Regions from separate parts of the Homo sapiens genome. Here region 2 is linked to region 1. A link is a loop called in an ENCODE intact Hi-C map of the cell type or tissue named here. Cell type or tissue: ascending aorta. All regions are shown on one strand. Each heading gives the region's core, and the rest is flanking DNA. Links, peaks and the distances in the headings are about the cores only. Region 1 holds the start of LOC124904095. Region 2 overlaps QTGAL (queuosine-tRNA galactosyltransferase).

Region 1 (15,424 bases), core at 6,888-14,887:
ATCCCAGGGATGAAGCTGACTTGATCATGGTGGATAAGCTTTTTGATGTGCTGCTGGATTCAGTTTGCCAGTATTTTATTGATGATTTTCACATCAGTGTTCATCAGGGGTATTGGCCTGAAATTTTTTTTGTTGTGTCTCTGCCAGGTTTTGGAATCAGGATGATGCTGGCCTCATGAGTTAGTAGTCCCTTTTTTTCTATTGTTTGGAAGTTTCAGAATGAATGGTACCAGCTCCTCTTTGTACCTCTGGTAGAATTCGGCTGTGAATCCATCTGGTCCTGAGCTTTTCTTGGTTGGTAGGGTATTAATTACTGCCTCAATTTCAGAACTTGTTATTGGTCTTTTCAGGGATTCGACTTCTTCCTGGTTTAGTCTTGGGAGGGTGTATGTGTCCAGGAATTTATCCATTTCGTCTAGATTTTCTAGTTTATTTGCATAGAGGTGTTTATAGTATTCTCTGATGGTAGCTTGTATCTCTGTGGGATCAGTGGTGACAGCCCCTTTATCTTTTTTTATTGTGTCTACTTGATTCTTCTTTTCTTTGCCTGGCTAGTGGTCTATTTTGTTAATCTTTTCAAAAAACCAGTCATTGATTTTTTTGAAGGGATTTTTGTGTCTCTATCTCCTTCAGTTCTGCTCTGATCTTGCTTGTCTTTTGCTAGCTTTTGAATTTGTTTGCTCTTGCTTCTCTAGTTCTTTTAATTGTGATGTCAGGGTGTCGATTTTAGATCTTTCCTGCTTTCTGATGTGGGCATTTAGCACTATAAATTTCCCTCTTAACACTGCTTTAGCTGTGTCCCAGGGATTCTGGTACGTTGTCTCTCTGTTCTCATTGGTTTCAAAGAACTTCGTTATTTCTGCCTTAATTTTGTTATTTACCCAGTAGTCATTCAGGAGCAGGTTGTTCAGTTTCCATGTAGTTCTGCGATTTTGGGTTTCTTAATCCTGAGTTCTAATTCGATTGCACTGTGTTCTGAAAGACTGTTAGGATTTCTGTTCTTTTGCATTTGCTGAGGAGTGTTTCACTTCCAATTATGTGGTTAATTTTAGAGTAAGTGCTGTGTGGTGCTGAGAAGAATGTATATTCTGTTGATTTAGGGTGGAGAGTTCTGTAGATGTCTATTAGGTCCGCTTGGTCCAGAGCTGCGTTCAAGTCCTGAATATCCTTGTTAATTTTCTGTCTCAAATATTGACAGTGGGGTGTTAAAGTCTCCCATTATTATTGTGTGGTTGCCTAAGTCTCTCTGTAGGTCTCTAAGAACTTGTTTTATGAATCTGGGTGCTCCTGTATTAGGTGTGTGTATATTTAGGATAGTTAGCTCTTCTTGTTGCATTGATCCCTTTACCATTAGGTAATGCCCTTTTTTGTCTTTTTTAATCTTCATTGGTTTAAAGTCTGTTTTATCAGAGACTAGGATTGCAACCCCTGCTTTTTTTGCTTTGCATTTTCTTGGTAAATAACCACGGGTGAGTGGTTGATAGAGTGAGCCAGGCCCCAAGCGGTACTGTTGGGGGGTTGTGGGGGACACACAGACATGGGCACCTGTGACAGCTAGAAGCACGCCACACCAGGGCGGGTCACGGTTCCTGCCCCGCAGAAGCCGTGAGGCCAGCGTGTGTTGGTCTACACTGCCCGGCCTGTGATGAGCTGTCACACAACTAATCCAAGTCAAGTCCAGGCAGAACAACGTGAGCAGAGCCTCTTGGGCACAGCTTTCTGGCAACTACTGGCGCACCTCATTTTATTGCACTTCATTGTGCATTTTATAAATTACAGGCGTGTGGCAGCCCCACGAGAGCAACCCCATCAGTGCCCCTCTTCCAGCAGCACGCCCACTCCACGTCTCCACGTCTCCCCATCTCCACGTGTTAATTCTCGCAATATGTCAAACTGTTACTGTATGTGTTACGGTGACCTGTGGTGTCACTACTATCTCGGGGCGCCCATATGAATCAGTGAACTTGATTGATAAAATGCGAATGTTCTGACAGCAGCTGTCGCCTCCCCGCTCCCCCCCACCCCACCCCTCCTCAGGCCTCCCTATTCCCTGAGGCACAACATTGAAATTAGGTTAACTAATAACCCCACAGTGGACTCTAAGTGTTCAAGTGAAAGGAAGAGTCGCACGTCTCTCGCTTTAAATCAAAAGCTAGAAATGTTTAAGCTTAGTGAGGAAGGCATGTCGAAAGCCACGACTGGCAGGAGAGGCCCAGCTTTCAGCCTAACGGTTAGCCAAGTTGTGAATGCAAAGGAAAAGTTATTGAAGGAAATTAAAAGTGGTCCTCCAGTGAACACACAAATGATAGTGCGGATAGGGAGAAAGTGTTAGTGGTCTGACAGATCAAACCAGCCACAACATTCCCTTAAGCCAAAGCCTAATACAGAGCGAGGTCCCAACTCTCTTCAATTCTGTGAAGGCTGAATGATGTGAGGAAGCTGTGAACATAAGTTTGAAGCTAGCAGAGGTTGGCCCACAAGGCTTAAGGAAAGAAGCCGTCTCCGTAATATGAGTGTGAGGTGAGGCAGCAGGCTCTCCAGAAGATCATGCTACGGTCACAATGGAGGTGGCCGCACTCAACCACAGATCTTCAGTGTAGAGGAAGCAACCTTGAACTGGAAGAAGACACCATGCAGGCCTTTCATAGGTAGGGAGAAGTCAATGCCTGGCTTCAGAGCTTCAAAAGACAGTCTGACTCTTTGCCGTGACTTTAAAACCCATCTATGCCTAGTGTTCCATTATTGGAACGCTAAGCATGTGCAAGTTTATATTCTGCTTAAGGTCACTGCCAAGATCTGATTGCAAAAATTCGAAAAATTGCAACCTCAGCCATAAATGGGTTAAGTTGAAGGCAGTGGTCGCCATTCTGAGAATCCTAGGATTCTTAGGAATGAGGCTAAATCTGCTCTGCCTGTGGCTCTAGAAATGGAACGGCAAGGCCCAGGTGGCAGCACATCTGTGCACAGCACGGTTGATGGAATAGTGTAAGCCCACCGTTAGGCCCAGTGCTCAGAAAAGGAGATTCCTTTCAAAATACGACTGCTCATTGACGGTGCACCTGGTCACCCAGGAGCTCTGAGGCTGATGTACGAGGGGTTCGTGTTTTTGTGCTGACACAGCATCCGTTCTGCAGACCGTGGGTCCAGGAGTCATTCCAACTTTCCAGTCTTATTGGAGAAAGACGTTTTCTAAGGCCGTAGCCGCCAAAGATAGTGATTGCTCTGATGGATCTGAGCAAAGTAATGAAAACCTTTGAATAACCGTTGTCCAAGTTACCGGGGACATTTAGGTGAGTAAACGGGAGGCTCCGAGAAGCAGTTATAAAATGCAAATTCTACACGAATCTGGTTTAGTTTTTCAGAAACAGCCTCTTCAGGATCTACTTCTCAGGGACCCCCTCTCCAACCCCGTCAGTGCCGCTCTTCCAGCAGCATGCCCACTCCACGTCTCCTTGTGGTAATTCTCGCAATATGTCAAACTGTTATCGTATGTGTTATGGTGACCTGTGGTGTCACTACTATCTTGGGGCACTCATATGAACCCCAAGGCACTTGGTGAAAACCCTTCCCAGGGAGCCGGCTGAGCATGGGAAAAGAGGTTCCTCCTTGTCCTGCACACGCTGTGTCCTTGGAGGGCCCAGAGCCCCCACGGTCACCTGTCTCTTGCTTGTTCTTCCAGGGGCAGCTGGCAGTGTGGCCTCACAGCACATGCTTGTTCCATCTCTTGCTCTTTTCACGTGTGTAGATTGGAGGTTATTCCGTGTGAAGCCGCTGGAGCCCCCGGGCTCTACTGTTGCTGTGACTTTTCTATTCAGGGAAATTTCCAGCTTATTTGAGCCATATTAGCAAAGTGACAGGAAACCAGCCCTATGTACCCATCCCTGGAGCAAGCGTGTCCATCTTATGTGTCCTCCACACCTCCAAATCCCCACGCTGGTGTTGTGGCACTCATTCTAGCCTAATTTCATCCATTATTATTTCCCTATCTCAAGGAGATAAAAACTGTTAAAAGGACCATAAAACCACCATCCCACCACAGAATTCCAAATATCCCATCGATGTTCAAATCTTCCTAATTGCCTTATAAATTGCTTCATGTTTTAAGTTTGCTTGCTGGAACCCGGCAGCGTCCGTGTGACCTTTACGACATGACCTTTCTGTCTCCCTGACGCCGACGCTCTTTTCTTAGTTCAGCTGAAGAATGGGCTTGTGTATCCTGCACTCTGCCGACCGGTTCCCTGTGGTTTTGCGTGTTCTGCTCCATCCTTTTGAGAGGTGGTCAGACCGAGGCCGCATCAGGCTCCCCTGCAATTCCGTTTGGCGGGAGCAGCTTGCGGGTCTCAGGGCACCTCGGTGGCACTGTTGTTGTGCCTTCCTCCACCGTTAGCTGGAAGAGTAAAGAGAAACCCAAGGTTCACGTTTGTCACTAAAACACCCGCTCTTCGATTATATGGATGTTTCATGCATTTGTGATACAGTTACTTACTGATGTACCTTTTGGCCATTTTTAATCATCTGCTGTTTAAAATGCTGCTGCAGTATTTGTATATATACATAATTTCGCTCAAGTGGCTCTGTGTGGAATAAATTCTAAAAATTTCTGGGTCAAAGAGCACACACATTCAATCCCAGTCTGGCTGTTCACCACCCGCAGCTGCTGTGCCAACCCAACCCACCAGCGATGGAGCACCTGCCTCGTGCCCTTAAAGGGAGGGAAAGCATCTTCTCACATATTTATAAACTGCTTTATTTCCCCTTCAGTAAATTATTATTTTCATTAGCCCATTTTTCTATTGGTCAGTATTTTTCATAAGGAAAACTCTCCGACATGCTGCAAATTTTCCTGCCATTTGATATTTTTGTATTTTTGCCATTGTGATATAATCAAATTAAGTGACTTTCATTTATGGAGTCTGATTCATTCTAAGACAATCACTCCTGGTTGTGAAATTTAAAAAACAACATTGTCCCATTTTGCTTCTGGGATTTCTAGTTTTTAATTACATCTTTGATACAACTGGAATTTCTTTTGATTACAGATGCCAATTTTTCTATTTGGATAATTGTCCCAACATCGTTTACATCACTGCTTTTCCAGGAACGAAATGCCGTCTATGTTGGTTGTGAACGTGCATTTGGCACCTGGCAGGGCCAACCCTCATGGCGTGTGCGTGAACACATCCCTAAACCATAGTCTAATTTATCCTATTTTTGTAGTTCATGTGAGCAGAATCCAGTGTCTGTGTTCTCGCATCTGGTTTTCACTCCACGTGTTTGGGGTGTGTGCGTATCGCTGTGCATGGTGTGGACTTTCTCCACGTCCCGTGTGCAAACGCCACCCCACCCAGAGGCCACGCCAGGACCCAGGCCTGTGGGCAGTGGTTCCCGGTTTGCCCTTGCAAGGACGCTGTGTCCTCCTGCGTGAGCATCCCTGCCTCGGGTCTAATCCTGGGAGTGGAAGGCAGGTCGTGGGTGTGGCTGCATCCTCAGCTTCTCTGGATGATGCCCAGGAACATGCCCAGAGCCAGAGGGCCCAGCTGCTCGGCTCCCTCACACTGGGCTGGGCACTTGGTCGCCAGCCGTTTGGGGAGTGTGTTCTCATGGTGGTTTCAGGTGTGAGTCTGACCAACAACCCCCCGTGCCCGCTGGACACTGGAGTTCCTTCCTCTCTGGCGGTGTTTCTCATCAGGGTTCCCCACCGGCCTACTGCACGCTGCGTCTCTCCTGACCTGTAGGAGTCCCCTACACCTCTGGCTGCTCGACTTTGTTGGTTTAATGTTTTGCAAATGTCTTCCTCCATTTTGTGGTTTGCCTTTTCATTCTCCTAATGGAACATGTTGCTTTACAGAAGCATCTAGTTTTAACAGAGTCTTGTTTAAGACGGTGTCAACACGCACTGGGCTGGCCTGGTCCCTGAACTCAGGTGTGTTTCCTTTGCAAACTCTAGAGCAGAGAGACAAGGGAGGAAGGACAGATAGCGGCAGAGTGTGTGGAAATGTTTTCCAGGAAGGATGGCTTTGAGTGACAGCATCATTTGAGTGACAGCAGTGGTAGGTGGTGTAATGGATTCTGATGTGGTGGGGGTAAGGGGCGCAGCCAAGCTCCGATTCCTCCTGCTGGGCCCAAGGACCAAGGACTGTGACAGGAATGCATAGTCCCTCCTCTGTCCTGCCAGAGGCCAGAGACTTGTGTCCACCACTCTGCCGGGCTGTCTTCAGGAACTTGTTCAGGAGGTGCTGGGGTGCAGGGCACGTCTGAAAGGCATTTCTGGACACCTGCTGTGGCCTCATACAGGAGAGTAGGTGACCTGGCCAAGGCCAGCACACAGGACAAGATTAAGCATCCAGGGACCCGGGGTCACAGCCCTCACTCCATTGCAGGGGTGGGGATGACAGAGGCCAGAGGAGATCAGACAGGGGCAGCTGTTGATGGTTCTGAGATGCAGTTTCTGTCTGAGGGGCCTCCTCCCACTCCTGGCCTGTGCAGAGGGGTGGGTGTGTGGAGGGAAGGTGGGTCTGCCCTGGTCAAACAGCAGAGGCATTGCCTGTTAGTCTCATTCCATTCCGAGTGCCCCCAGGGAGAGTCAGCCACCTTATGTAGAGAGGCAAGGCCAGAAGGCAGGGGGGGCCTCCCCTCTGGTGACCAACAGGGCCTGTGGTACAAGCAGTGCCGGCTGCTGCCCTCTCTGGCCTTTGTCTCCTTCCAGCCTCTCCGCTATTAGCAGAGGAGCAGAACACTTGACAGGTGGACACAGGCCACCCCCAACCCCTGGCCCTGGAGGAGGCTCCACAGTGGCCTCCTAGAGCCAGGAGACCGGACTGAGCTGAATCTGCTGCTCCTGACAGGACCTCACAGGGGGCGCCTTTGAGGACAACCTGAGGTCACTGCACTTGCAGGAGGGCCAGGACTTCCTTCACTTCAGCTGACGGACCCATGGCAGCTGCTCCCAGGTGGGTCTTTTCACCGAAGAACCATCTGGGTTTGTTTCTTTATTATGTTTCATTTCCTTTTCATTCTGCTCTTATTCTAATTTTCTTTACAGTTAGTCCTCTGCTTATGTTCAGCTCATTAATTTCCAGCCTTTCTTCTGTAATGTATAATTCACGACTTCAGAATCGCTTAAGCACCACTTTAGGTGAACTCTATCTGTTTTGATTAACTTTTATCTTTCATTATATATTTTATAATTTTCATTATTTCTTTTAAAGAGATGTTTTTAAAAACATTTTTAAAATTTCTGTGTACACACACACACACACTTGGGTTCTGTAACTGTCCATTGGGTCAAGTTTTTCTCCTTCAACCGTGCCTTATGACACTTTATTGAAATGTACCAATTCAATAAAATACACTATGGTAGTAGGTGATCAATTTCTTCTTGAATGTTTGCTTTAGTATCTTCTAAGACTGTGTTACAAATGTAGGAAAGTTCTATCAATCATCTTCCTGTTGAACTGAGCCTTTAATCATCATATAGTAATCTATTCCTAATAACACTATTTGCCTTCCTTTAACTGGAGAACTTTGTCATTAACAGAGGTTTTAATCCATTCACATTTATTGTGTCCCAAAATATTTATTTCTAATTGTGTGTGTGTTTTGCAGCTTGTTCTGCCTTTTCCTCTTGCCATTCTTGCATATTTTGATAGTGTATTTTTTATTCTTGTTCCATTTCTCTCCTACTAGTATAGAAGTTATCTTCCCCATACATTAACTGTTTGTGTGTGACTAAATACTTCAACATGCACCTAGCCAAGCTGATAACTGAATTATCTGCACTCTGTTCCAGGAGAACATAGACTTAAGATGCTCTAAATTCAGCCACCAACTCTGCCACTGATTTATATGCTGCTGTTGTCCATTTTAAGCAATTCTACGTGCTTTAAAAAAAAATCCACATATAAGCCATCTTTCTATGTTTTTATGGTCACAGTTTATTGCTTCCCTTGCTCCACATTCCTCCAACTATCCAACTGCGATCATTTCCCTCCTGCCTAAAGTTTATCCACTAAAGCAGTGGTTCTCAACCAGGGGCACCCCCAGAAGATATTTGGCAGTGTCTGGAGACATTTTTTTTTCTTTTTGTCACAGCTGGGTAGGGGGATGCTGCTTCCATCTGGGATGTTGCTGAACACCCTGCAATAAACAGGACAGCTCTCAAAACAAATGACTCAACCCCAAATATTAAGCCAAGATTAAAAAACCAAACAGATAAGAATGGCATATTTTTATCTAAATGACTTAATTTTGTTCTCTTCTTTAATGTTATGCTGTGGGCACAATTCAAGCAACTTGACAGCTATTTTCTCTCAGCATAATGAAGACCTTGGTCTACTCACTGCTCAACTCCAGTGCTGCTGCTGGGAAATTGGTAGTCGTTTATATCACTCTGTCCTTCTTACAGTTCTGCAGTTTCACTGTGGCAGGTCTAAATGTGAGACTGTTAGGCTTCTGTATCTGGGGACTGTTGCATGTCAGTATGGAATATCTGCATCATTTCATTTCATTCTGAGACCCCAATTACCCAAAGGTTAGACATTCTTCAATGTCTCTTGATGTTGCTGTCATATCTTCCAGTTCTCTGGATAATGTTTTCAGATCTTCCAGTTTTCTAATTCTCTCTTCAGCTGTGTCTAAGCTATCCATTGAGCTTTTCATTTCACTTCTTACATTTCTAGGGGCTCTGTTTTTTTCTAATCTCTTCTTGATCATTTCTAGCCCTTTTCAAAAATGTACTCATATTATAGCCTACATTCTACCAGAGAGGTTTTGTATTTGCATCTTCTGCCCTTGTCTGGGAATACCACTGGTCAGGGCCAAGTCAATCAAATTTTCCACTTTAGGAGTTTTGGGGATCATACAGGTAGTATTAATTCAGGCCACTTCAGGGGAGATAGATTGAGATAAGAGTCTTGCTGCTGTTCCTTTGAAAAAGACTTATTTAGGGTCCCAGCTTTATATAGTGGTCCATTAGATCTGGCCCTGGGCCTTAAATTCTCTCATCCATTCTGCTATCAAAATAGCGTGACTAGATTCCAGGGCTCAGCAGAAACCCTCAGGATCTCCAAGGTCTCTGCTCTCACATGGAGGGTTTCTGGTTAGCACCTAGAACGTGTTTGTGGGTACACAAATCCCACATCAGCTCCCCGGTCCCAGGGATACTGGCTTCTTGCTGCTCTCTAAACTCACAAAGCTTGCTCCACTTCTGGGACCACAAGCATTCTCTTTTCTGCCATTGGACACAGTCTGGACCTCTGCCCAAATGCTGCCCCTTCAGAGAGGTTTTCTGAACACCTTCTCGGAGTCAACACCCAACATGCCATTCCATTGCCCACTTTATCTTTGTTCATAGCACTCAGTGTTGCCTGCCTTGATGGTGCTTGCTTGTTCATTTGCTATTGTCTGCCCCAGCTATCATGTGAGCAAGGGGTTCCTTGCCAAACTCTATCACCTGGACCCTGGTGGGCTCCAGAAACGGCTGCTGAAAGAGGGCTTTCCAGGCCACCAGGTGTCTGGTGAGCACAAGTGCCCCAGTGATGGATGGGATCCAGTGGGAAAGAGGCAGTGGCCAGTGGAGTGATCCACTTTCCTCGGGTTGCTAAGTTAGACCGACATTAAAAGAAGAACTGCTTTGCCACATAGTGTCACTGATGGGTCTGGGTGGGTAATCGACCTGCCTCCATGTCTTAAAATGCCATTTATCTGGAATCTTCTTTTAATTGCACTAAGAACAGTTCATCATGTTTTTCTCAGAAGCCACTTGTTCCTTCCATCCTCAGTGCATCCCAGGCCAGCAGGAGCTTTGTGAGCTGCAGGCATGGCGATGGTGCGCCTGTTCCACACCCAGCAGGCGCAACCAGAGTCTCGTGTGTGCCGACCACAGGAGCCAAGCCTTTTCCACTGTGTGGACTCATGTGGCCAAGGCTAGGCCTGGTCACCCAGGACCCTCACCACGTGACCCCAGCCAATCGGGACAGTTCAAGGAGGAGGAGACCCCTATTACACAGGTTGGAATAAAATATTTAAATCTCGTAAAAATGTAACCCAAGGCTCTTTTAGGGTATAAAGACCATTGGCCACCAGGTCAAACACAACAACAGTAGTGTGTTAACCCCACACTCCTGTGTGGCCAGGTCGTCACACACATCCCGTGAAGAGCTGTCTGCTAAACACACAGCACGGACTGTCACAGTCCTGGTCTTGTGGTCCTGGTGACCTCACAAGCCTCACAGATGCGGTGGCACCTCCCAGTTCTCGGCCTGCCCATGTTCCTGTGTCCAGGCCCCATCCCCACCTGAGAGCAGGCCAGGGAGCCACCCTAATCTACACCACGCACATGGCACCCCTGGGCTCCTCACATAGGGAAAGGGTTGCTCACCCAAGCCCTTGGGCCTCTGAGTGGCCACACCTGGGGCTGCTTTGGTGCTGCTGGCCGTGGTTCTGCACCTCAAGCCCTATGAGCACAGCACAGGTCCCAGAGATGGGTGTGGGTTGCTACCACAGTGAAATTTTTATACACGTTCCCCTCACCAGCTTTGGGATGGATCAGCACGAGCTCAGACACAGAGACAAAGGTAGCCTCCTGCCCTTTGCCTAAAAACCCAAGTGTGGACTCTGCCCAGGCTCTCCTAAGACAGTGTAATTATTTCAAGAATGGTATTTATTTCCGACATTACTGTAGAGGCACACATTGGACTCTGACGATTCCCCTTGCAGCAGACATTTGTGAAGCTGCTGGTCGGCACACCCATCAATCAGTGACTCCTGCACTGCAGAGGGGCCACATGCACGATGCTCACGTGTGCACAGGGGGGAGGACAGCACCCCCACCAGGCAGACGGGCCCAGAAACAGCATCTGCCCAGCACTCCAGACCATGCCTGCCACCAGGGCTTCTCAGTTCTCTAGCATTTGAACCTCTGATTTAACATTCATCTCTCTCCAAGACTGGGTGGGGCACTGCCTGTGGCCAGACGTCTCCCACAGCAGGGACAGCACCAGGCAAGAAGGGGGCCTGGTCTCCAGGCAGGAGGAGTGCAGCCCACCTCCCCTCTGGCTGACCCCTGGGCAGTGAGCCTTTCCATCACCCCTACACACATCAGGCTCAGAGACAAAAGGCAGGAACTTCTTGGTACATGATTTTATAGGAAGCACATTTGTGTTCAAGTGAAGGCAGAGGCGTCCACCCCAAGTCACCAGAGCGCAGGTGCAGAGAGGAAAAGCTGTCAGCTAGTGCCAGCCTCCAAGGGCCAGCGCTACCCTTCAACAGCTGGAGGCACCACTGTGCGAGGCTTTCCACACCGGCCTCCCTCAGGAACAAGACATCCTCACCAGGCAGGGGTGAGGTATGGGCTCCAGGACTGGCTTCAGCAGGCACCAGGCTGAAGAAGAGACAAGACAAGCTCAGGCTGGTCAGCTCCAACACACACCATTCCCAGCCAGGGGACCCTCACCCCTCTGGGCCCTGTGTGGGGACTGACACGGTTCCTGCAGGAAACCATTTGTGCCGTTTCCCACACACCCGGCAGCCTGAGCTATGTGGCTGACAGGTGCTCATGACTAACGTGTCCTCGGAAGGGCACCCCATCTGGGGAGCGGGAAGGGAGGTTCACTGCACTGCTCTTAACCTGCATTCACACGTTTGAAATTTTTCCTAATAAAAATGTAAAAAGCACATTTAATTCCAAAGTCTGCTGTTGAGTTCAGCCTTTACACACACAGAAATGGGGGAGGCTGTGTCCTGATGCTCAGCCCATCCCCACTGCCCCCATGTATCTAGACATGGTTCTCCTCCTCCCTCTCAGATATAACCTCCTGCCGGAAGGAGGCTGAGAGGAAGGAGCCAACCCTGGTAACTAGAGAGACAGCACAGCAACCCTGGGCCCCAGCCCCCGAGAGAACTGAGGTACTTGTTTTTGTTACTTTAGAAGAGTGACGGGCTGGTGAGGTGCACAGGGGCAGCTTCTGGGGGCCTCTCACCCAGCCCCGGCCCCACTCATGGGAAGCAGATGAGGAGGGGTAGGGTGGCACTCTTGGCACTTGGAGCACAAACAGACCCCAGGGCCAGGCATGAGGAGCCTGGATCAAGCTGGTGCCAGCTCCACCCACTCCCCGGCCCCCCAAACGCCCCAGAGCAAGTGGCCTGGATGCCACAGGGGCCCACAGGTGTGGGCAGTGGCCAGAGAAGGCAGCTCTGCTGGTCCCGTAATCCCAGGGGTCCTGACATGAGACGAGGGAACGGGCCGTGTGGACGTGCTGGCAGAAGCTAAGCACAGCCGCTGGCCCCAGAACATTCCAGAGCTCAGGGAAGCACAGGCACCTCATGCTGTGAAGGTGACAGGGTTACCTGGGGCACCAGCTGGGGCCTGGGTACGCCCAGAAGGTCACACAGACGGTTGCGCTGCTCTCTCACCACTGCAAGCTCCGCGTCCCTGTGAGGAGAGGGAGAGCCGTGAGTCTCTCGAGTGCCCACCGGAGAACCTCAGGTGTGCGGAGGTCCCGCGTCAAGCTTCCATGGCCGCAGTCAGGGAAAGGAGACCTCACCCCCGACATCCATAGCCAGGCTGAGGGCAGAAAAGACGTCACAGGAGCACGTTCTCCAGCAGAGCCTCGAGCCTGAGCCCTTTCCGGAATCGCAGGAGGACGGTTCCTTCCCAACAAGGGGTGCCCCTCGGGAAGGACCACGCCCAGCGCAGGGACTGCGGGAGGACAGACCAAGCGAGGCCAAGGAGGGGCTGACAAGGGTTTTCCAGGTTTTAATTTAGCTGTTGATGCGAAATAAAAATTCTAGCAATGCTGTGGAGATATCTGGGGCATGTTTTTCGTTTCTAATTTAAAATATTCTCTTTAAATTCTAAGGATTTTTTTTTTTAACAGAAAGGGGATTAAACGATAGGAGAAGCCCCCAGGCCCACCCTGCTAGTTCCTCCCTCCCTGATGTGAGGAAAGGAGGCCACCCCGACCCAGCCTCGCTGGAGGAGGCCTCGCCCCGCTCGGGACACCTGGCTTCTTCAGTCCTAAAGCCAATTATTTTAGAATCTGGTCCAGAATGCACCTTGGTGTTTTTTTTTAAAAAAATCATTGTAAAAACGGGTCTCCAGAGCAGTAGTTAAGATGGCCATTCTCTCAACGCATGTTGAGAAGACAGCCCAGCTGCTCCCGGTTCCTCTCCTGGGACCACGTGTTTGTTTAGGAGCAGACACACACTCCTCCCCAAACCAGAAAACCTCGCGGAAGCCCTGGAGAGGCCACCTCTGTCCTCCGAGGCCACAGCGGCTGCCTGGTGCGTGAGCTCTATGGGAACCCAGCCCTGTTGGAAGGTCACTGTTCCGAGGAGACACCTAGGGAACGTCACCTACGTCCTTGCTGGATTCAACAAGGGGCGTGGACCCCACAGACCTGTAGCAACGCACCGGGATCAGCACGGAGGCCCTCACAGTCGGCACTCAAAACAGAGCAGCATCCACAGGCAGGACACCTGGGACTCCACCACCCCGGGTATGCCATGTGGACACCCACACAGCCTCTGGTTGCTTCAGTCCTGATCTCCAACACGGGGTGACGAGACTGCTCCCCTTTTAGAAGTGTGTGTGTGTGTGTGTGTGTGTGCGCGCGTGCAAGTGAGCATGTGTGTGAGCCAGCATGGGTGCCCATGCCCATATGTGTAAGACACCATCACTGCTGTTCCCAGGAACATACCGGTTGGCCCAGGACACCTGAGCCTGCACTTTCCCCACTCTGCTCTCATTCAGACCCTCCCACCCCCAACTCAATACACACATCTTTCAAAACCGCCATTCTACTCCACCCATGGTAAAGAAGCCAGCCCATGTTGCAGAAACTGTGCCTGCCAAAGTAAACGTGGAGAGTGGCACTATGGCCTCCTGAGGGCCTCATGGCCCTGAGGAAGGGGGTGGACATCAGAGCAGAGGCGTGGGGAGAGCTTTTCTTATTTCCGCCTGTGCCTCTTGATTTCCAACAGGTGCTCACACGGCCTATTCCAAGAGAACTTTAGAGAGGTCTGGGGCAGCAGCACCTGCCAGGCCTTCAGTGCCCTCTGCTCCACAGGCCACCAGACACAGCCTTGTGGTACAGGTGCCCGCTCCCCTGGTGGGATGGATGGCTTTGCTGTGTTCCTGACACCTGACACTGTTTGGGGACAGGGCGGTTGAGAAGAGGTTTCGGCTACAGCAGCACGGCTGCCTTGTAAAACCTAAGCAGAGGATGTGGAGACCTGGGAACCCTCTTTCCTCCTCCTATCAGAGGGTTTTGGGAGAGACGAGTAGACACGGTGGGGACAGGAAGAGGGGCGGTGCCAGGCCCAGGTGGCCGTGCAGGAAGGGCCTTCACTCACCACGCAGTGTCACTGAGCACAGTCACCACCTCGTCCAGCACATCCGCGCCCACGACGTCACTGTAGGTGAGCAATGTCTCGTACACCTGGCTGGCCGTGGTCTTCCGGATCTGGGACAGGGATGCAGTGCATTTGCCGGAGGGAAGCGCCACCGCCCCACCCCGGAGAGACGACAGGACCCAGGCCAGGGAGCCCCGTCAGTGGAAGGCGTCAGGAGGAGGACGCTGACCCTGCATCCCATCCCAGCCACAGCAGGGCTGCAACCAAGAGGAGGTGCCTTCCAGGCCCATTAACCACCTCCTCCCTCCACAGACACACAGCTAGCTGCAGGATCCCAGCAGTGAAGATGACATCATTCTTGTTTAAATGCTTTATTAACCAACCTGCTCCCTCACCAGAGAAGCAATCTCGCCTGCTCTCTATTAACTAACCTGCTCCCTCACCAGAGAAGCAATCTCGCCTGCTATTAACCAACCTGCTCCCTCACCAGAGAAGCAATCTCGCCTGCTCTCTTTTCATCAGAGAAGCACTCTCACCTGCTCTCTATTAACCAACCTGCTACCTCACCAGAGAAGCAATCTCGCCCGCTATCTATTAACCAACCTGCTCCCTCACCAGAGAAGCAATCTCACCTGCTCTCTTTTCACCAGGGAAGCAATCTCGCCTGCTCTCTTTTCATCAGGGAAGCAATCTCGCCTGCTCTCTTTTCATCAGGGAAGCAATCTCGCCTGCTCTCTTTTTGAGTGGTGCCCTGGTCATCATGTCTCACTGCGCTGGTGGTCTGAGCCCCGGGCCCACCCTGGAGGTGCTGAGTCGGCAGCACAGGGCCCAAGAGCTGCACTGCTGAAGCCCCAGAGGTGCCAAGCCTGAGGGTCCGGCACCCCACTTCGAGAACCACCATACAACATGAAGTTACTTTTGCCTTTTAGGAAAATGTCACCTTTGTATCATCTGAGGTTTTTTTTGCAGCCAGGAGAAAAGAAATCCTAGAAATCTAATAGCCGGGGAGTGCTGGGGATGAAGGGCACTGCCCCTAGGTGTGGCTGAACCACTTCAGCCTGGGTCCTTCTGG
Region 2 (15,424 bases), core at 3,249-11,248, 51 kb before region 1:
GGTCACACACCCAGCACCTAGAGGGGCTCCCGTCCCCCACCCCGCCCGCCCCTCTGCTTTCTGTGACCATAGACTGGTTTACGTTTGCTGGAATTTTACGTAAATGGAGTCCTACACCCTGTGTTGACTTGAAGGATGCCGAAGTGTTCCTTCCTGGGACTTTCTGTTTCATAAAGTTCTGTTTTTCTCCTCCTTGTCCACTTTCTCATCTTCTTCCTTTTTTCTTCACAGTTTCTGGTTTGAATTGAGATCTAAAGAAGGTGCATACATTGCAGTTGTTGATAAATCCCTTTAAATATCCAGATTCCTCCGTCTTCCTTTTCCTTGACTATGTTGTGGACGATGTTGAATGATTTGCCATCGGTGCTTTCAGTAGTCCGACTTCTGCTGATTGCATCTCCCTGGTCTCATTTAACAGATTCCTCTGTCCCTGGAGTTCCTGCAAAGTAGTACTTAGAGCTAGAGGCTTTATGGGATTTACAGTGATTTGTCCATTTGTCTTGTTGATGTATACCTTTGTTGATGTATAGCTTTGTTGATGTATAACTGACATACAGCAAATGGCCCCTATTTCAAATGTACAGTTTGATCGGTTTTGACATGTGTCTGTACCCCAGTGACCCACCACAGTCAACACAGTGAACACATATATCCAACACCCCAAGTTTCCTCCTGTCCATCCCGGAGCCCTCCCCACACCATGCAACCATGACCCACTTTCTGCCTGCACAGCAGTTTTACATTTGCTGGAGGCTCAGGTAAATGCAGTCATGTGCTGTGTGCTTCACTGGTCTGGCCACCTTCACTCAGCATAATTACTGTGGGTCCAGATGCGTGGCTCGCTCACAGCAGTGGTGACCCTCGAACAGTGTGTTGGAACTGCACAGCCTACGTACACTTGGGTTTTTCTCAGCAAGTGTATTGGAGAGGTTTTTGGAGATGTGTAACAATTTGGAAAAGCTTTCAGACAAACAGCATGGCCTAGGAATACTGAAAACACTAACAAAAAGATGTGTCATGAGTACATAAAATATATAGTGATGCTAGTGTTTTTAAATCATGTAATACCAAAAATTATACACAAATCTATTATAAAAAGTTAAAATTTATCAAAACTTAACATGCATACAAACACTTATAGACCACATATGGGGTCTTTCACAGTTTAGAGAAATTAAACAAATGTAGGGATGCAGAAATGAATCACAACTGCACAAAACTCACTGCAGTGCGTGCTGCACGACTGATGTTTTACAAACCCCTCCTGCCGGCACAGCCGCGAGCTCAGGTGCTGTGAGTGCTTAAAACGCTGGGTGAGGCTGATCATCTCCGCAAGCACAGCTCCTCCCTCCAGTAAATCACAAATCACAGTAAAAAAGTGATCTCTCGGCCAGGCGCAGTGGCTCATGCCTGTAATCCCAGCGCTTTCGGAGGCCAAGGCAGGTGGATCATGAGGTCAGGAGTTCGAGACCAGCCTGGCCAAGATGGTGAAACCCCGTCCCTACTAAAAATACAAAAATTAGCCAGGCACAGTGACAGGTGCCTGTAATCCCAGCTACATGGGAGGCTGAGGCAGGAGAATCGCTTGAACCCAGGTGGCAGAGGTTGCAGTGAGCTGAGATCGCGCCACTGCACTCTAGCCTGGGCGACAGAGCGAGACTCCATCTCAAAAAAACAAAACAAAACAAAAAACAACAACAAAAAAAACCAGTGACCTCTCACAGTTTTCACACAGTTTTAATCATGTTTAAGGCGATCCTATAAACCTTGAGTGACACCCTAGGACCCATACACAGTGCCACTGGTAATGCTGGAGGTGCTCCCAAAAAGCAGAGAAAAGTCATGACATTACAAGAAAAAGCTGAATTCCTTGCTATGTACTGTAGACTGAGGGCTGCAGCTGTGGTCATTTCAGACAGATGATTCTTGTAAACAGACTACGTGAACTTAGGGTATCAATAAATACAGTACAGTACCATAAATGTATTTTCTCTTCCTTATGATTTTCTTAATAAGCTTTTCTTTCCTCTAGCTTACTTTATTGTAAAAATACAGCATATAGTACATATAACATACAAAATATGTGTTAACCGACCGTTGATGTTATCGGTAAGGCTTCCCATCAACAGGAAGGCATTAGTGGTTAAATTTTCGGGGAGTTAAAACTTATACATGGATTTTCAACTGTGCAGGGGGTCAGCACCCCTAACCCCCACATTGTTCAGGGGTCAGCTGTGTTCTGTGGTGTGGATGTACAATTTGTTTACCCACTTAGCTGTAGATGGACATTTGAGTTGTTCCAGTTCCTTGCACATTTGTGTACAAGCCTTTGTGCATGACAGTGAACATATGTACAAGCCTTTGTGTGTGCATGACAGTGAACATATGTACAAGCCTTTGTGTGTGCATGACAGTGAACATATGTACAAGCCTTTGTGCATGACAGTGAACATATGTACAAGCCTTTGTGTGTGCATGACAGTGAATATATGTCCAGCCTTTTCTCTTGGGAAAATACTTAGAAGTGGAAGGGCTGGTTCATATGGTAGGGATGTGTTTCACTTTTAAAGAAACTGCCAAAGTGCTTTCCAAATTGGTTGCACCATTTTACATTCTCAAGCCATGTATGAGAATTCAGTTCTTCCATGTCCTTGCCAACTCTTGATATGATCTTTTTTTTTTTTTAATTTTAGCTAATCTAGTAGGTATGTAGTGGTATCTCGTGGTGATTTTAGTTTGCATTTCTCAAATGGGTAATAATGTGAAACATCTTTTCGTAGATGTATTTGCCATCCGTGTATCTTCTTTGGTAAAGTGTCTGTTCACATCCTTTGCCCATTTTTGTGTTGAATTGTTTGCATTCTTATTGTTGAATTTTAAGAGTTGTTTATATATTCCAGACACAAGTCCTTTGTCAGACTTTGTAAATATGTTTTCTGAGTCAGTGGCTTGTCTTTTCATTCTTTTAACAATGTCTTTCAAAGAGTAGAAGTTGTAATTTTTGGGCCAGGCATGGTGGCTCACGCCTGTAATCCCAGCACTTTGGGAGGCCAAGGTGGGTGGATCATGAGGTCAGGCAGTTGAGACCATCCTGGCTGACACAGTGACACCCCATCTCTACTAAAAATACAAAAAATTAGCCAGGCATGGTGGTGGGCGCCTGTAGTCCCAGCTACTCAGGAGGCTGAGGCAGGAGAATGGCATGAACCCGGGAGGCAGAGCTTGCAGTGAGCCGAGATTGTGCCACTGCACTCCAGCCTGGGAGACAGAGTGAAACTCCGTCTCAAAACAAAACAAAACAAACAAAGTTGTAATTTTTGATGAAATTCAATTTATCTATTTTCCTTTTATGGACATGCTTTTTTAGATTTAAAATTTTTTTAAATTATTGTGGGTACATAGTAAGTACGTATATTTATGGATTATGTGAGATATTTGCATATAGGCATGCAGTGCATGATAATCACATCAGGGTAAATGGGGTATCCGTCACTTCACCTCAAGCATTTATCCTTTGTGTTACAAACAATACAACTATATTCTTTTAGTTATTTTTAAGTGTAGAGTTAAACTAATTTTGACTATAGTCACCCTGTTGTGCCAGCAAATTCTAGGTCTTATTCATTCTTTGTAACTATATATATCTAGATATATATCTATATATAGATATAGATAGATAGATAGATCTAGATAGATATAGATATATATATATATATATTTTTTTTTTTAAACCCATTAACCTTCCCTACTTCCCTCCCACCACCCACTACTCTTCCCAGCCTCTGGTAACCATCCTTTTATTCTCTATCTCCATGAGGTCAATTGTTTGAATGTTTAGCTCCCACAAATAAGCGAGAACATGTGAAGTTTGTCTTTCTGTGTCTGGCTTATTTCACTTAACATAATGACCCCCCAGTGCCGTCTATGTTGTTGCAAATGCCAGGATCTCATTCATACACTTCATTGTGTGTATGTACCACATTTCTTTATTCATTCATGTGATGATAGACATTTAGATTGTTTCCAAATCTTGGCTATTGTGAATAGTGCTGCAGTGAATACGTGAGTGCAGGCAACTCTTTGATATACTGATTTCCTTTCTTTTGAGCATATACCCAGGAGAGGGATTGCTGGATCATACAGTGGCTCTATTTTTAGTTTTTTGAGGAACCTCCAAACTGTTCTCCATAGTGGTTGTACTAATTTACATTCCCACCGACATTGTACAGGGGTTCCCTTTTCTTCACATCTTCACCAGCATTTGTTATGGACTGATTTTTTGGATAAAAGCCATTTTAACTGGAATGAGAAAAATTGTATGTTTTATTTGCATTTCTCTGATGATCAGTGATGTTGAGCACCTTTTCATGTGCCTGTTTGCTATTTGTCTTCTTTTGAGAAGTGTCTGTTCAGATCTTTTGCCCACATTTAATCGGATTATTCTATTTTTCCTAGAGTTGTTTGAGCTCTGTATATGTTCTGGTTATTAATCCCTTGTCAGATGGGTAATTTACAAATATTTTCTCCCATTCTGTGGGTTGTCTCTTCACTTTGTTGATAGTTTCCTTTGCTGTACAGAAGCTTTTTAACTTGATGTGATCCCGTCTGCCCATTTTTGCTTTGGTTGCCTGTGCTTGTGGGGTCTTACTCAAGAAATCGTTGCCCAGTCCAATGTCCTAGAGAATTTCCCCAATGTTTTCTTTCAGTAGTTTCATAGTTTGAAGTCTTAAATGTAAGTCTTTAATCCATTTTGATTTGATTTTTGCATATGGTGAAAGATAGGGGTCTAATTTCATTCTTTTGCATATGGATATCCAGTTTTCCCAACACCATTTATTGAAGAGACCATCTCTTCCCCAATGTAAGTTCTTGGCATGTTTGTCAAAAATGAGTTCACTGTAGATATATTGATTTATCTATGGGTTCTCTATTCTGTTCCACGGATCTATGTGTCTGTTTTTATGCAAGTACCATGCTGTTTTGATTGCTATAGCTCTGTAGTCTAAGTCAGGTAATGTGATTCCTCCAATTTTGTTCCTCTTGCTTAGGATAGCTGGGGCTATTCTGGTTCTTCTGTGGTTTCATATAAATTTTAGGGTTGTGTTTTCTATTTTTTTTTTTTTTTTTGAGGCAGAGTCTCGCTCTGTCATCCAGGCTGGAGTGCAGTCGCGCGTTCTCGGCTCACTGCAACCTCTGCCTCCAGGGTTCGAGTGATTCTCCTGCCTCAGCTTGCTGAGCAGCTGGGACTACAGGTGCGCACCACCATACCCAGCTAATTTTGTATTTTTAATGGAGAGGGGGTTTCACCATATTGGCCAGGGCTGGTCTCAAACTCCTGACCTCATGATCCACCTGCCTTGGCCTCCCAAAGTGCTGGGATTACAGGCATGAGCCACTGCACCCAGCCTGTGTTTTCTGTTTTTGTGAAGAATGCCATTGGTATTTTGATAGGGATTGCATTAAATCTATAGATTGCTTTGGGTAGTATAGATATTTTAACAATAGTCGTTCTTCGAATCCGTGAACCTGGAATATCTTTCCATTTTTTTGGTGCCTTCTTTAATTTCTTGCATCAGTGTTTTATAGTTTTCATCATAGAGATCTTTCACTCCTTTGGTTGAGTTAATTCCTTGGTAATTTTATTTTAGTTATCACTGTTGTAAATGAGATTACTCTTCTTTAATTTCTTGCATCAGTGTTTTATAGTTTTCATCGTAGAGATCTTTCACTCCTTTGGTTGAGTTAATTCCTAGGCATTTTATTTTAGTTATCACTATTGTAAATGAGATTACTCTTCTTTAATTTCTTGCATCAGTGTTTTATAGTTTTCATTGTAGAGATCTTTCACTCTTTTATTTTAGTTAATTCCTAGATATTTTATTTTATTTGTAGCTATTGTAAATGAGATTACTTTCTTGATTTCTTTTTCAAATTGTTCACTGTTGGCATATAGAAATGCTACTGATGGCCGGACATAGTGGCTCACATCTATAATCCCAGCACTTTGGGAGGGCGAGGTGGGTGGATCATGAGGTCAGGAGATCGAGACCCATCCTGGTTAACATAGCGAAACCCCGTCTCTACTTAAAATATACAAAATTAGCCAGGCGTGGTGGCACATGCCTGTAATCCCAGCTACTTGGGAGGCTGAGGCAGGAGAATTGCTTGAACCCGGGAAGCAGAGGTTGCAGTGAGCCAAGATCATGCCACTGCACTCCAGCCTGGGTGACAGGGTGAGACTCCATCTCAAAAAAAAAAAAAAAGAAAAAGAAATGCTACTGACTTTTGTATGTTGATTTTGTATCCTGAAACTTTGCTGAGTTTGTTTATCAGGTCTAATAGTTGTTTGGTGGAGTCTTTAGGTTTTTTTAAAATATAAGATTATATCATCTGCAAACATGGAGAATTTGACTTCTTCCTTTCCAATTTGGATGCCCTTTATTTCTCTTGCCTGATTGCTTTAGCTAGGACTTTCAGTACAATGTTGAATAACAGTGGTGACAGTAGGCATGCTTGTCATGTTCCCAATCTCAGAGGAAAGGCTTTCAGTTTTTCTTCATTCAATATGATACTAATTGTGGATCTTTTGTATATGGCTTTTATTATGTTAAGGGATGTTCCTTCTATACCTTGCTTTTTAGGATTTTTAATCATGAAGAGATGTTGAATGTTATCAAATGCTTTTTCAGCATGAATTGAATTGATCATATGGTTTTTGTGTCTATTCTGTTGACATGATGTATCACATTAATTGATTTGCATATGTTGAACTATCCTTGCATCCCTGGAATAAATCCCACTTGGTCGTGATGAATGATCTTTTTAATGTGTTGTTGAATTCGGTTTGCTAGTACTTTGTTGAGGATTTCAGTGGTTACAGTGATATTGGCCTATAGTTTTAATTTTTTTATGTGTCTTTGTCTGGTTTTGGTATCAGGGTAAAATTGGTCTTGTAGAGTGAGTTTGGAAGTATTCCTTCCTCCTCTATTTTTTGGAATAATTTGGGTAGGATTGGTATTAGTTCTTTAAATGTTTGGTAGATTTCAGCAGTGAAGCCATTGGGTCCCAGGCTTTTCTTTGCTAGGAGACTTTGTATTATGACTTTGACCCTGTTACTTGTTATTGATCTATTTAGGTTTTGGATTTTTTCATGGTTCAGTCTTGGTAGGCTGTATGTGTCTAGGAATTTTGATTTTTTTTCCTAGATTTTCTAGATCTCTTCCCCTAGATTTATTTCTAATTTTTCTAAATTTTTCCCTTAGATTTTCCAATTTATTGGTGTATACTTGCTCATACTAGCCACTAATTTCTTTGAATTTCTCCAGTATCAGTTGTAATGTCTCTCTTTTCATCCCTGATTTTATTTGGGTGTTCTCTCTTTTTTTGTTAGTCTGGCTAAAAGTTTATCAATTTTGTTTATCTTTTCAAAGAACCAACTTTTTGTTTCATTGATCTTTTGTATTTTCTTTATGTTGAATTCATTTATTTCTGCTCTGATTTTTGTTATTTATTTTCTTCTACTAATTTTGGGTTTGTTGCTTTTCTAGTTGCTTAAGATGCATTGTTAGGTTGTTTATTTGAAGGTTTTCTTCTTTTTTGATGTAGACACTTATAACTATTTAAAACTTCCTTCTTAGTACTGTTTTTGCTATATCCTATAGGTTTTGGTATGTTGTGTTTCCATTATCATTTGTTTCAAGAAATGTTTTAAGTTCCTTCTTACTTTCTTCATTGACCCACTTGTCATTCAGGAGCATATTGTTAAATTACCATTGTTTGTATAGTTTCCAAAATTCCTCTTATTGATTTCTAGTTTTAGTCCATTAAATAAAACTAGATATTTTAGTAGTCAGAGGAGATGCTTGATATTATTTCAGGTGTTTTTTTTTTTAATGTTGTAAGACTTGTTTTGTGACCTAACAAATGATCTGTCCTTGAGGATGATCCATGTGCTGCGGAAAAGAATGTGTACTCCGCAGCCAATGGAGGAAATATTTTGTAAATATCTATTAGGTCCATTTGGTCTGTAGCACAGATTAAGTCCAATGTTTCTTGTTGATTTTCTGTCTGGAAAATCTGTTCAGTGCTGAAAATTGAAGGTGTTGAAGAGGGTGTTGAAGTCTCCAGATGTTATTATATTGAGGGTCTATCTCTTTAGCTTTAATAATATTTTGCTTTATATATCTGGGTGCTACAATATTGGGTGCATATATATTTATGACTGTTATATTCTCTTGAGTTGACCTTTTTATCATCATATGGTGACCTTCTTTGTCTCATAATTTTTTTCTTTAAATCTATTTCATCTGAGATAGACCCTCAATATAAGTATAGCTACTCCTGCTCTTTTCTGGTTCCATTGGCATGGAGTATGTTTTTCCACTGCTTTATTTTAAGCCTGTTTCTTTAGAAGCCAGGTGTGTTTCTTGTAGGCAACAGATCATTGGGTCTTGTTTTTTAATCCATTCAGCCACTCTATGTCTTTTGATTGGAGAATTTAATCCACTTACATTTAATGTTACTATTGATAAATAAGGACTTACTCCTGCCATTTTGTTATTTGTTTTCTGGTTGTATTTTGGTATTCTCCTCTTCCTTTCCTTCCTTCATGTCTTCCTTTTAGTGAAGGTGATTTTCTCTGGCAATATGATTTGATTTCTTGCTTTTTATGGTTTGTGTATTCATTGTATATTTTTTATTTGAGGTTACCACCAGGCTTACAAATATTATCTTATTACCCATTATTTTAAGCTAATAACAACTTAATACTATTTGCATAAACAAACATGCAAGCAAAAAGAAAACTAATAAAAACTCTATACCTTAACTTTGTCCCCCACTTTTTAACTTTTTGTTGTTTCTATTTATATCTTATTGTACTATCTGTTGAAAAGTTATTATAGTTATTCTTTTTGATTGGTTCATTGTTCAGTCTTTCACTTAAGAGTAGTTTACACACCACAGTTACAGCATTATAATACTTTGTGTTTTTCTGTGTACTCATATTAGCAGTGAGTTTTGTACCTTCAGGTGATTTCTTTTTGCTCATTAATATCCCTTTCTTTCTGATTAAAGTACTCTCTTTAGCATTTCTTGTAGGACAGGTCTGGTGTTGATAATATCCCTCAGCTTTTGTTTGTCTGGGAAAGTCTTTATCTCTCCTTCATGTTTGAAGGATATTTTCATTGGATATACTATTCTAGTGTAAAAGTTTTTTCCTTCAGCACGTTACATATGTCATGCCATCCTCTCCTAGGCATGAAAGACTGACCTGTAAAGTTTCTACCGAAAAGTCTGCTGCCAGACATATTGCAGCTCCATTGTGTTATTTGTTTCTTTTCTCTTGCTGCTTGTAGGGTCCTTTCTTTATCCTTGACCTTCAGGAGTTTGATTATTAAATGCCTTGAGGTAGTCTTCTTTGGGTTAAATCTGCTTGGTGTTCTATAACCTCTTTATTCTTGGATATTGATAGCTTTCTCTAGGTTTGGGAAGTTATTATCCCTTTGAATAAATTTTCTACCCCTATCTCTCTACCTCCTTTTTAGGGCCAATAACTCTTAGATTTGCCCTTTTGAGGTGATTTTCTAGATATTGTAGGCATGCTTCATTATTGTTTATTCTTTTTTATTTTGTCTTCTCTGACTATGTATTTTCAAATAGCCTTTCTTCAAGCTCACTAATTCTTCTGCTTGATCAATTCTGCTATTAAAAAGTTCTGATTCATTCTTTAGTATGTCAACTGCATTTTTCAGCTCCAGAATTTCTGCTTCTTTTTAATTATTTTAATCTCTTTGTTAATTTTTTTAAATAGAATTCCGAATACCTTCTGTGTTATCTTGAATTTCTCTGAGTTTCCTCAGAACAACTACTTTGAATTCTCTGACTGAAAGGTCACATATCTCTGTTTCTCCAGGATTGGTCCCTGGTGCCTCATTTAGTTCATTTGGTAAGGTCATGTTTTCCAGGATGGTCTTGATGCTTATGGATGTTCATCTGTGTCTGGGCATTGCAGAGATAGGTATTTGTCATATAGTCTTTGCAGTCTATGTTTGTTCGTACCTGTCCTTCTTGGAAAGGCTTTCCAGGTAGTCAGTAGGACTTGAGTGTTGCGATCTAAGCTGCATCTGCATTCCACTTGGCTGGGGAGGCCTCACAATCATGGCAGAAGGCAAGGAGGACCAAGCTTACGTGGATGGCGACAGGCAAAGAGAGAATGAGAGAGAAGCGAAATCGGAAACCCCATGTAAAACCATCAGATCTTGTGAGACTTATTCACTACCATGAGAACAGTATGGGGGAAACTGCCCTCATGATTCAGTTATCTCCCACTGGGTCCTTCCCACAACACGTGGGAATTATGGGAGTACAATTCAAGATGAGATTTGGGTAGGGACACAGCCAAACCATATCAGCCACCTTGCTCCCCACTCCCCGCCCATGGATGTGGTTTTGATGTTGTATCTAAGAAATCTTTGGCTAACCCAGTTCACAAAAGTTTTCCTCCTGTTTTCTTCTAAAAAGTGTATAGTTTTGGGTTTTACATACAGATCTACAATCCATTTTTTAGTTAATTTTCATCTACGATCTGGATTATTATCTTAATCAGCTCAGGCTGCCATAACAAAATGCCAGAGGCTAGGTGGCTTAAACAACAGAATTTATTTTCTCACAATTCTGGAAGCTGGAAAGTCTTAGATCAAGACCTGGCAGGGCTTGCTTTCTGATGTGGCTCTTCCTGGCTTGCAGACACCCACCTTTTCTCTGAACCCTGATATGGCAGAGACAGAGGGAGAGAGAGCAGGCTCTGTGGTGTCTCTTATTATAAAGACACTGATCCCAGTAGAGCCCCACCCTCACGTGAAATCTAATCATCTCCCAGAGGCCCCATTTCCACAATACCTCAAATAGGGGGTTAGGGCTTCAACCAGTGCCTGTCACAGTCCTGGAAGACAGAATCTCCAGTGCTGTAATTCTGAAATTTGAAATCCCTAAAGATCAAAATCCCCAAATCTAAAATTCCTAGCATCTAACTGAATCCCCAAACTATAATGATGGATTTGGAATTAGGTGCCATCAAGTCTTCTGTAAGTGAATTTCAAGTTGTTACCAATAAAGTTTGTTTTTTCCATTCAGTCCAATGCATTTGGTGCAAAATCCAGATGAGTGGCTTGGCCACGTGATATGGCAGTGACAGAAACTTCCGTTTAAAAATGAGTTGAGTCTCTTGCCTACGATGGCGAGTCTCTTGCCTGTGTTGGCGTTCCTGCTGATGACACTGCCTGCGTTGGCGTTCCTCCCAGCTGATCACACACTGAGAGCTTTTAGGGAATCATGGCCACATTTGCCCAAAGAAACCAGCAAAGTGACTGACTGCTTCAAAATAATTGTGTGTATAGTAGGATAAGAAGACACTTACACAACAGTGTTCTGTTCCATCACCAGTATGGTTTGTATTAAACCTGGGGTCTGTACAAGAGGGCATGCAGAATGCATATCCACGTACCCAGAACAACACAGAAGCACAGCATGGAAGACGGGAAAATGTAAGGAGAAGGCTTATCCTGGTGTGTGTCAAATCACAGAGGAGTTTCAAAAAGAGCAGTGCCGCAGAGAAGATGAATGTGAGCTCATTCTCCAAGGAAGCCATGTCTTAAAAGAAAGCGGTTATCCATTGTGATGCAAACCTTCAAAATACACTTAATGATTGTGAAAGTCAGCCAGCTCTTAGGGACTGTTTCTGTGCAATTGCCCGTAATATACTCCTGTGGTATACTTTTTCATAAATCAGATTTTCTGTTTAGTTTTTTATTGTTTGTAATTTTTTCTATTTTTGTTTGTTTTTTCTATTTTAAATTGTCAGCATTATGTTTTACAATCACTATGCTTGTGTTTCACCTTTGCATCATTTCTTTTACAGAGCTGTAATTCATTTATGCATCTTTTTGCAAATTCGACTCCACAAAGGTGCACTATCAACAATGTTGACTTTGTAAGCATTGTGCATGTCCGTAAAAACGTTGAAACTTCCTTAGTAAATGAAAAGATGTCCTTTTTGTACATCTGCATTTATGAAAGATGAAATTTCTTGAGATCTTGGCTTTTGGGGTGAATGTGTATGTGGTGGTAACCATCTTTTTTTTTTTTTTTTTTTTTAGTTCCAGAATACATGTGCAGAATGGGGGGTACATTTGTTACATAGGCAAACCTGTGCCATGGTGGTTTGCTGCACCCATCAACCCACCACCTAGGTATTAAGCCCTGCATGCATTAGCTATTTTTCCTGATGCCCTCCCTTCCCCCACCTCCACAACAGGCCGTAGTGTGTGTTGTTCCCCCCGTGTCCATATGTTCTCATTGTTCAGCTCCCACTTATGAGTGAGAACATGCAGTGTTTGGGTTTCTGTTCCTGTTTTGGTTTGCTGAGGATAATGGCTTCCACCTCCATCTATGTCCCTGCAAAGTACATGATCTCATTCATTTTTATGACTACATAATATTCCATGGTATACCACATTTTCTTTATCCAGTCTATCATTGATGGGCATTTGGGTTGATTACATGTCTTTGCTATTGTGAATGGTGCTGCAGTGAACATACGCGTGCATGTACCTTTATAATAGAATGATCTGTATTCCTTTGGGTATGTACCAGTAGTAGGATTGCTGGGTCAAATGGCATTTCTGGTTGTAGATCCTTGAGGAATCACCACACTGTCTTACACAATGGTTGGACTAATTTACATTCCCACCAACAGTGTAAAAGCATCCCTACTTCTCCACAGCCTTGCCAGCATCTGTTGTTTCTTGATTTTTAAAAAATCGCCATTCTGACTGGCTTGAGGTGGTATCTCATTGTGGTTTTGGTTTTCAATTCTCTGATGATCAGTGATGTTGAGCTTTTTATCATATGTTTGTTGCTGCCTAAATGTCTTCTTTTGAGAAGTGTCTGTTCATGTCCTTTGCCCACTTTTTGATGGGTTGTTTGTTTTTTCTTGTAAAGTTAAGTTCCTTGTAGATTCCAGATATTAGACCTTTGTCAGATGGACAGATTGCAAAAATTTTCCCCCATTCCATAGCTTGTCTGTTCACTCTGATGGTGTAGTTTCTTTTGCTGTGCAGAAGCTCTTTAGTTTAATTAGGTCCCATTTGTCAATTTTGCTTTTGTTGTAATTGCTTTTGATGTTTTTGTCATGTAATATTTTCCCATGCCTATGTCCCGAATGGTATTGCCTAGAGTTTCTTGTAGGGTTTTTGTAGTTTTGGGTTTTACGTTTAAGTCTTTAATCCATCTTGAGTTAATTTTTGTATAAGGTGTAAAGAAGGGCTCCAGTTTCAGTTTTCTGCATATGGCTAGCCAGTTTTCCCTGCACCATTTATTAAACAGGGAATCCTTTCCCCATTACTTGTTTTTGTCAGGTTTGTCGAAGCTCTGTTTGCAGACAACATGATCCTATATTTAGAAAACTTCATCATCTTAGCCCAAAAGCTCCTTAAGCTGATAAGCAACTTCAGCAAAGTCTCAGGATACAAAATCAATGTGCAAAAATCACAAGCATTCCTATACACCAACAGTAGACAAGCAGAGAGCTAAATCATGAATGAACTTCCATTCACAATTGCTACAAAGAGAATAAAATACCTAGGAATACAGCTAACAAGGGAGGTGAAGGACCTCTTCAAGGAGAACTACAAACCACTGCTCAAGGAAATAAGAGAGGACACAAACAAATGGAAAAATATTCCATGCTCATGGATAGGAAGAATCAATATCGTGAAAATGGCCATACTGCCCAAAGTAACTTATAGATTCAATGCTATTCCCATTAAATTACCATTGACATTCCTCACAGAATTAGAAAAAACTACTTTAAAATTCATGTAGAACTGAAAAAGAGCCTGTATAACCAAGACAGTCCTAAGCAAAAAGAACAAAGCTGGAGACATCACACTCCCTGACTTCAAACTATACTACAAGTCTACAGTAACCAAAACAGCATGGTACTGGTACAAAAACAGACACATAGGCCAACAGAACAGAATAGAGATCTCAGAAATAAAACCACACATATACAACCATCATGGTTTTTGATGGATCTTGTCCAAAGACTTAGGTTGTCCAACAGAATATTTCAGATGACAGGAGCTATTTCTTTATGAATACGGTTCATCTGCTCATTAACCGTTATACCCATGTGACTGTCATTAGTGTACTTGAGTGTTTATGCTTGTAAAAATGTGTGTGTTAGTATTGTCTGTTTTATTGTGTAAAGTGGCCTATGAAGCATGCTGTCATGTTTTTGTACATTTCTCAAATAAGTCTTCTTTTTAAAATTGTAAGCAAATGTCTTTCAAATCATTATTTATTTTTTCCTTTTTCTCGCTAACATTTGAGATAAAGAATTTTTTAAATTTTTATGGACACATAGTAGGTGTATATAATTATGGAGCACATGAGATATTTTGATAAAGGCATGCAAAGTGTAATAACTATATTAGGGTAAATGGGGTAAAGAATTTTTAAAATTATTTTTTCAAGAACTACATTTTTCAGGATTGTGATTTGGGGGATTTTAGACTTTAGGGATTTTGATCTTTCAGGATTTCAACATCCTGGATTATGGTGTTCGAGACTGTGTCAGCCCCACTCCAGGGCAGGAGAAAGGCACTCTGCCTCGTGGGGGTATGGTCAGGTTAGTGGGACAGGGAGGAGCGGGGGCAGCCAGCTGCACACCTCAGTCCAAGAGGAGAAAGGTGCTCTGCACCCCATGAGGGGTGCCAGGACGTCCACCTCTAATAGCGAGGTTGTGGGAGTAATACGCCCCAACATTACGGATTTCTTGTGATCGCACCATGTAATGAAATGCTTTCTGAATTTTGAAAATGTAATTTTGATCTGCAGTAAAACTGAAACCTTAGTATAAGGATCACTGGCTTCTAACGTTGGTGCTGTTTATGATGACGGCATCAACTATTCCATTAAGTGAGTTCACAGTGATCAGGGTTCCTTGATGAGCTTTGCTTTCCGCATCAAATCTGCTTCACCAGCTTTCAAGTTCTATTCCATAACATCCTGTGTCACGCGGAAAAGCGGGGGAAGAAAAAGACCTTCTTCCATTTAGATTTACTTTTTACATTTGGAGAAGATGAATATTCCATTGATGGCCTCTTACAGGTACCAGTGGTTAAAGCGTGGGGAAGCGAATTTGTTTTCCTGCTTTTAAAGCGATTTCCTTACTTCCAGCCCAGCTTGTGGGTATAGCCTGTCCTCTCCCAACACACCTGGCATTGCACGGGAGCCTCCAGCCAGCAGCGTATGGTGGGGGCGGAGGGGCGTGGAGGTGCCTGCCAGATGTTGACGATTACCAAGGAACAGAGGCTGCTCTGTGGCCACGGGGTCGGGCTGCCGCAGAGCAGCTATTTCCTGT

Evidence for each region. A loop is a pair of places that touch in the nucleus more often than their neighbours do. Peaks named below come from ENCODE experiments on the same cell type or tissue, not always from the same donor. Only the 100,000 strongest peaks of a DNase experiment are listed, where the experiment ranks them.
Region 2: it touches region 1 in a loop (8-fold over the local background); 2 of 110 quality-filtered maps call a loop at or near these places.

Annotation. Positions count from the first base shown.
Region 1 is chr17:82,938,405-82,953,828 of GRCh38, reverse strand. It overlaps TBCD (tubulin folding cofactor D), which reads right to left. Exons shown (of 39, transcript NM_005993.5): 37 at 14,353-14,462; 38 at 12,346-12,430; 39 at 7,915-11,380. The coding sequence ends at 11,366. QTGAL (queuosine-tRNA galactosyltransferase) reads left to right here. Exons shown (of 13, transcript NM_001009905.3): 12 at 6,846-6,950; 13 at 9,780-11,680. The coding sequence ends at 6,926. LOC124904095 reads right to left here and starts at 12,339. Exons shown (of 1, transcript XM_047437261.1): 1 at 11,752-12,339. The coding sequence starts at 12,323. The coding sequence ends at 11,775. In ascending aorta, for the core only: no CTCF peak of the experiment used is centred there; no DNase peak of the experiment used is centred there.
Region 2 is chr17:82,986,225-83,001,648 of GRCh38, reverse strand. The region is part of intron 6 of QTGAL (queuosine-tRNA galactosyltransferase); the gene reads left to right. Among named protein-coding and RNA genes, the nearest start is that of QTGAL, 58 kb to the left of the region's middle. RefSeq lists an enhancer at 15,242-15,424. In ascending aorta, for the core only: no CTCF peak of the experiment used is centred there; no DNase peak of the experiment used is centred there.